2 separate regions of the Homo sapiens genome follow, and region 1 is linked to region 2. Evidence: chromatin loops called from intact Hi-C (ENCODE). Cell type or tissue: gastrocnemius medialis. All regions are shown on one strand. Each heading gives the region's core, and the rest is flanking DNA. Links, peaks and the distances in the headings are about the cores only.

Region 1 (3,749 bases), core at 522-3,021, 740 kb after region 2:
TTTATTGTGTACTCTAACAAGCAGTTTTCACTTCTCATTTATGTAGCAGTCCTATTTCTAGAGTACAAGGTTAAGTGTCTATCAGCAAGTGTCCATTGTATAAAAGATTGTCAAATTAGTCAGATTTGGCCAGGCACAGTGGCTCACGCCTGTAATCCCAGCACTTTGGGAGGCCAAGGCGGGAGGACCATTTGAGGTCAAGAGTTGGAGCCCACCCTGGCCAACATAGCAAGACCCCGTCTCTACCAAAAATACAAAAATTAGCCAGGCGTGGTGGCGGGCACCTGTAATCCCAGCTACTCGGGAGGCTGGGGCAGGAGAATCACTGAACCCAGGAGGCAGAGGTTGCAGTGAGGGGAGATCGCGCCACTGCACTCCAGCCTGGGCGACAGTGCGAAACTCTATCTCAAAAAAAAAAAAAAAAAAATGGCCAGCATGGTAGCTCATGCCTGTAATCCCAGCACTTTGGGAGGCCGAGGCATATGGATCACAACGTCAGGCATTCAAGACCAGCCTGGCCAAGATGGTAAAGCCCCGTCTCTACTAAAAATACAAAAATTAGTTGGGCGTGGTGGCAGGCGCCCGTAATCCCAGCTATTCAGGAGGCTGAGGCAGAGAATTGCTTGAACACAGAAGGCAGAGGTTGTGGTGAGCCGAGATCGTGCCATTGCACTCCAGCCTGGGCAACAAAGTGAAACTCCATCTCAAAAAAAATATATATATATATACACACATATATGTGTGTGTGTGTGTGTGTGTGTGTGTGTGTGTGTATATTTATTTATAAACAGTTTCTTTTTTGTTAGTAGGAGCTCCTCTGACAGCAGAAATTGACCAAGAGCAACTAGATGTTGATCATGGGTGATCATCACCAAAAAAGGGAGCTGCCCGTGAAATGCAAGTAAGCACAGAAGAAAGGTCTCCCATGTGGCAGAGCCAGTTTCTATGCACCAGCACCCAAGCCCTAGTCCCCATTCCTACCCCACATCCCCACCGAGACAGAGAACAGGCCACCAGCTCTCCATCTGGTCAGTCAGGTTTTGCAATGGCCAAGCAGAAGATTCGGATCTGGTACTGTTCTGCCCAACACAGTAGCCCCTAATCACATGTGGCTATTTAAGTTAATTAAAATTAGAAATTCAGTTTTTCAATCACACCAGCCACATTTCAAGTGTTCAATAGTCACGTTTACTGGTGGCGACTGTATTGGACAGTGCCGCCTATAGAACATTACCATCAGAAAGTTCTATTGAACAGTACTGCTGTAGAACACATATCTGCCCAAACATCAGGGTTATTCACAAATAAAATGAATGTACTTTTGGCAGGTAATATTTAAGAAGGTTTTACTAAGAAGGAAAGGTATTGATTGGCTCCTTGCTAAATTATCCAACAATTTCAGGAGGAGCAATTTATAATGTTATATAGTATCATTTACATATAAAAGTGGAGTTTAACAAAGTAAAAAGATTCTTTTGCATGCCCAGACTAAAAAATTAAATCAATATTTTTAAAGTGAAAAATGTTTGCTCACATAGATTAACTTCTTCAACCACAAGTGGGTTTTCATTATACTTGATCACCATCTGCTGGCCATGTTATTAAACTGCACACACAAATGAAATGCTAGCTATATTGGGGTAAGACATACAGAATCCCAGCTTTTTGCCACAATGCATTCCTGGAAAACCATATCATAAAGAGGATCATTATAAAGCAAGTCACATTTTCCATAAGGGCAGGACCATAATTAGAATCTTCATTCCAAACTAAAATCTAGCATCAAATAACCCATGGCAAAATCTCATTAAAGCAAAGATGTAAAAACTATAGTCCTCTATAATTATTTAAAATAGGATAATTATTCTCCAAGTTCTTTCTTACAGGTATGAACACATGTATTATTTAGATGACCCAACATGAGTTAAAAGATAAATATAATTTATATAAAATTAGCCTAAATCTGATATGGTAAAAATAGTAGGTAGTTAATAATAATTATTTGCACTCTCCTAGAAATCCTAAGCAATCTGGTGTAGGCTCCTAATAAAATGGCACCTAATTAAATGCCTTCTTTTTCATCAATAAATTCCTCTCAAATAAGCAGAAGCAACGTGTTTCTTCCATTGTAAAGCAGTGTTTAAAGGTCAGGGTTTATTTAACATTACTCCTCTTCACCCTACCCTAACTTTTAATCAAAGTTTTCAGTAAAAATAATAAGTGCTATTAAATCATTTTTTTACATCTTTCCCTATCCCAGAACCTCACTGCACTTTGGTGATAAGCTACCAGACCACGTATACTTCACTGAAAAGACATAAAATTACTACAAGCCATTAACAAGAAGCTTCAAAACATTTTTCACAGAATTGTAAAGCAAGAATACAACCTATTACTTTTGTGTTCTTTGAGATAAAGCATGAAGAATATATAGATGATGTGAACTAAAATCAAAATATTAGTTACCAGCCGAGCACGGTGGCTCACACCTGTAATCCCAGCACTTTGGGAGGCCGAGGGAGGGGGATCACCTGAGGTCAGGAGTTCGAGACCAGCCTGGCCAGCACGATGAAACCTCGTGTCTACTAAAAATAAAAATAAAAAAATTAGCCAGGCGTGGTGGCACACGCCTGTAATCCCAGCTACTCAGGAGGCTGAGGCAGAAGAATCGCTTGAACCCGGGAGGCAGAGGTTGCAGTGAGCCGAGATCGTGCCACTGCACTCCAGCCTGGGTGACAGAGCAAGACTCCATCTCAAAAAAAAAAAAAAAAAAACACACAGTTACTTAGGCAGCTTCAAATATATGGCGTGAAAAAATGTAAACAATGAGGCCAGCCACTGTGTGTTCCTTCTATCCTTGAAAAAGAGGCCTATTACATTGTTTAAAGATTCCTATAAAGCCTCTTTTAAAATAGAATTACCATTCTTTATTTTGATATTGTGCAGGATTCATACTTACAATCATAACCTTTCTGCAGAGTCATAATTTATTTTTCTCAGGGAATACAAAATGACTTTTAGTAACTGAAAATAATTAATGACCAACAGACTTTAAGATAATACCCTTTGGGAGGATTAGTAATTAGGGAAGCAAAAGCATGGTCAAACAATCTAACAAGCAAGGCCCTGATGAACTATTACAATAATGATCACCATACCAGTGATGATGGTGGTAGCCGCAGCTAACACTTAACAGGCCCTCTGTCAAGGGCTCTACACGTCTTATTTCACTTTGTCCTTACAACTCCATTTGCAAATGGAGATAGTGGTAGTACTAACCCCGAAGTTAGTACTACCACTATCTCCATTTACGAGTGATGAAACTGGGGTTTAGAGAAATTAAGTAACTTGCCTGAGGACAGATGGTTGCCAAGTGTCAGAAGTGGAATGTGAACAAAGGCAAACTGCTTTCTTTCAGCTCAACCTAGAAATAACCAAAAACAAAGGTATAGCTGCCCAGGATTGCTGACGCAGCACAAGTGGAAAAAAACAGATAAAACTGAAATTTCCATATTTGCTGCATAAAGTACTTATGCCTATATGATACACTAGAAAGAACATGGGTGTGAAATCATAAGGCCCTGCATTCCAATATTGGATCCATCACTGGAAAAGTCACTGGACTTTCCTGAAGCTGTTATCTTGTCTATAAATACAAAAGGGCAATGATGTCAGCCTCACTGGACTATAGAGAGGATTCAATCTGATGACTTGGAAAAGATTTCTAGAACAGTACCTAGCATGCAGTA
Region 2 (3,749 bases), core at 638-3,137:
TGTTATGAAGATACGTAAATGAGCAGCTAATTGCAGGTATATGAGCTACTTTATCTGGAGAACAAATTAGCAATTTGGATCAAGTGCTCTCAAATTCAAAGACTTGGATGCTGTAGTAGGAACCTAGGGCTCTATGCTACAGGAAGAATCAGGATGCAGAAAAAGATGTACTTTTTTAAAAAAAATCAGAAAAAGATACAAGACTGTTGGTTGCTGCTTTATTTATAATAGAGAAAAAAGGTATTGATCTGAATGTCCAACAAGGAGACAACAAGTAATTGCAGGTTTTGCCACTGAAAGTAATGGCAAAAACCGCAATTACTTTTGCACCAACCTAATAGCCAATCAATTGCAATTTGTTTGCATGGGGAGAGGGAGGGGCAGGTGTCATGATGCCTGACCAGAAGGACAGTGTGGCAGAGTGGTTGAGCATGTGACCTCTTAATCAGATTGCTGGTGACCCCTCATGATGTTAACCTAAGGAAGTTAGCTTTTTGTGTTTGGTTTTCCTCATCTGCAAATTGGGGATAATGTTGGTAACTAACCTCATAAGGTTTGGTGAGGATTAATTCACTTAGTACCAGCAGTCCTTAGAACAGTCCCTGGCATGTGATAAGTGATCAGCCATCATTGGCCATTTTATGAAAAATGGGACATTTTGTAGTCACTGGACAGCATGTTTTAGAAAAATCTCTAGTAATACAGGGAATCTCTGTAAGAGCATTCATAAACATTGAGGTCTAACATAAGTACATAAATCTTAAGCTTACAGTCACTGAGTCTGGACACATAGGTAGTCCTATGTAATCTCCACTGCACACCCACCCAAGAGCTAACCACTATTCTGACTTTATCATCATACATTTATTTTGCATATTCTTGAATATCATGTAAATGGACTCAAACTGTCTGGAGACTTGTGTTTGGCTTCTTCTGCTCAACTTCATATCTGTGAGATTCATGCATGTTGTTATGTGTAGCGGAAGTTGATTTTTTAGTGCTGTATAGTATTTCATTGTATGAATGTATCACGTTTTTAAATCTTTTCTACTGCTGCTGGGCATTGGGTTACTTCTGATTTTTGGTTATTATGAATAAAGCTGCTATGAACATTTTTGTACATTCTTTGGTGAACATAAGCACTTGGGTATTACTAGGGAATAAGTTGTGCCCCCTCATTCATATGTTGAAGTCTTTTTTTTTTTTTTTTTGAGACAGAGTCTCGCTCTGTTGCCCAGCCTGGAGTGTAGTGGTGGGATCTCAGCTCACCACAACCTCCACCTCATGGGTTCAAGCGATTCTCATGCCTCAGCCTCCTGAGTAGCTGGGATTACAGGCGCACACCACCGTGCCTGGCTAATTTTTGTATTTTTAGTAGACTTGGCCAGGCTGGTCTCAAACTCCATACCTCAGAGATCAGCCCACCTCAGCCTCCCAAAGTGCTGGGATTACAGGCAGGAACCACTGCGCCTGGCCCCATATGTTGAAGTCTTAACCCCTAGTACCTCAGAATGTGACCATATTTGAAGACAGAGACTTTACAGAAGTAATTAAGTTAAAAATGAGGTGATTGGGGTCAGCCCTAATCCAATATGACTGATATCTTAATAAGAAGAGGTAATTTGAATACACACACGTATAGAAAGAAGTCCATGCAAACATACAGGTAGAGGCGGCCATCCACAAACCAAGGAGAGAGGCGAGGAAGAGATCCTTCCCTCACATCCCTCAGGAGGAACCAGCCCTGACACCTTAATTTTGGACTTCTAGTCCAGAACCATACAGAAGTAAGCTTCTGTTGTTTTAAGTTACCCAGTCTGGGCTGGGTGTGGTGGCTCATGCCTGTAATCCCAGCACTTTGGGAGGCAGAGGAGGGTGGATCACGAGGTCAGGAGTTTGAGAACAGCCTGACCAACATGGTAAAACCCCGTTTCTACCAAAAATACAAAAATTAGCTGGGTGTGGTGGTGCGTGCCTGTAATCCCAGCTACTTGGGAGGCTGAGGCAGGAGAATCGCTTGAACCCAGGAGGCAGAGGTTGCAGTGAGCCAAGATCACACCATTGCACTCCAGCCTGGGGAACAGAGCAAGACTCCGTCTCAAAAAAAAAAAAAAAAAGTTACCCTGTCTGTAGTACTTTGTTACGGCAGTCCTAGCAAACAAATATAGGCATACACCTAAGAATAGAGTTGCTGAGTCATAGAGTATTTATATCAATCATATAATCATAAGCTCTGATAGATACCACTGAACAGCACACAAGTTAAATTTAAAAATCAGGGGAAATTATACATGCTTTATGTTTCCAATTGTATGTGTGTACATAGATATAAATATAGACACATATATATCCAGATAGAAATATAGACAAATAGATATAAGATAGAAGGAAATTTATCTGAAAGTTAACTATAGACTTTTTTTGTCTTTTTAAAAATAACTAACATGGCTCACTTATGTCATATAGAAATGTAATAGTTACTACAATTTTAATAGTGGTCATTCTGGGCGATGTGATTATCAGTGTTTTGTAGTTAGTATTACACCAGTTTCTGTATTTTCAGATTTTTCTACAGGGGACATAAGTTCCTTTTATAACCAGAGGAGGGAACTGTTCCTAATAAAGAAAAGAGAAAAGGCTGAAAGAAAATATAGTAATGTGTTACTGGCATTGACCTCTGGGTTGTGAAACTTGGGATTATTGTTGCCTGTCCTTCATTTTAATTATCTGCATTTTCCATGTACTATAATGACCATATGTTACTGTTATCATGGGGGTGGAGAGAAGAAACGTTCTTCTAGAAAATCAGCAGGAAAAAAACTACAAATCTACAATAAACTACAAATAGAAATCGTGGTAATATATTTCAACAATTGTTGACATACGACAACAATTGTATGATGCACTATTATATTATTTACTAGTAAGAAGAAAAACACTTTTAATTGAACTATAACCCTTCATCAGTTATAAGATGCATACTGATTTCAGAGATGTTCAATTGTAGGGAAAAAATGCATCTCACCACTGAAAACATTCAGTGAGTAGCATCACACACACTATATAAGAAGCAACGTGATTTCAGAGTCCCGGAGCCTAAGCAGTCCTCACCATACCTAGAAGCAGAAAAGATGGAGGGCTGGGAGGGTCAAAACAGAGCCCAGCGGAAGATTGCAGCTGGAGGAGCTGGAATCCTGGCTCTGACCACCACTCCCTGGTGGCCAAGAGGGGAAGGAGTCACCCACTTGCTGCGTGGTTCCCTCCCTGGAGGACACCCACTGACTGGGCAGGGAACTGTGACGTTTAATTGGCTAATGTCTGGAGAACACTTTGAAGATGAAAAGTACCAGGTGGGTATCATCACCATACACTTCTTAAGATGATGCATGAGAATAATCATAAAGTTCTCCCCAACTGGGCCTTTCATCCACGGATTTCAAAGCATTTAGCAAACCTTAATTAACTCTCACAGCACCTCTATGAAGTAAGCATTAATAGCCTCTTACATTAGAGGGACAGAAAGAGGAGGTGAGTGACTTGGCCAGGCCCTCAGAGAGTTAGAGACCAGGTGGACAATACGCGTTCATCAGGCAGGCATGCATTCAGTGTCTCCTCTGTGGCAGGTCTCATGCCAAGCTCTGGGGAAACCCCAGGGGGTGCCAGAGCTGGTCAGTGCCAGCTCGCAATCTCCAGCTGTCAAATTTTCAAGAATTTTGCAAACCAGTTATGAAACAAAGCCATTCTTCAAA

Evidence for each region. Peaks named below come from ENCODE experiments on the same cell type or tissue, not always from the same donor. Only the 100,000 strongest peaks of a DNase experiment are listed, where the experiment ranks them.
Region 1: a loop joins it to region 2, with 7 times the contacts of the local background. A loop is called at or near these places in 10 of 110 quality-filtered maps.

What each region holds. Positions count from the first base shown.
Region 1 is chr17:66,164,149-66,167,897 of GRCh38, forward strand. All of the region lies in intron 4 of CEP112 (centrosomal protein 112), which reads right to left. Among named protein-coding and RNA genes, the nearest start is that of CEP112, 26 kb to the right of the region's middle. In gastrocnemius medialis, for the core only: a CTCF peak has its summit at 1,609 (motif pointing left); no DNase peak of the experiment used is centred there.
Region 2 is chr17:65,420,320-65,424,068 of GRCh38, forward strand. No RefSeq gene overlaps it. Among named protein-coding and RNA genes, the nearest start is that of LINC02563, 35 kb to the right of the region's middle. In gastrocnemius medialis, for the core only: no CTCF peak of the experiment used is centred there; no DNase peak of the experiment used is centred there; H3K27ac peaks cover 563 bases.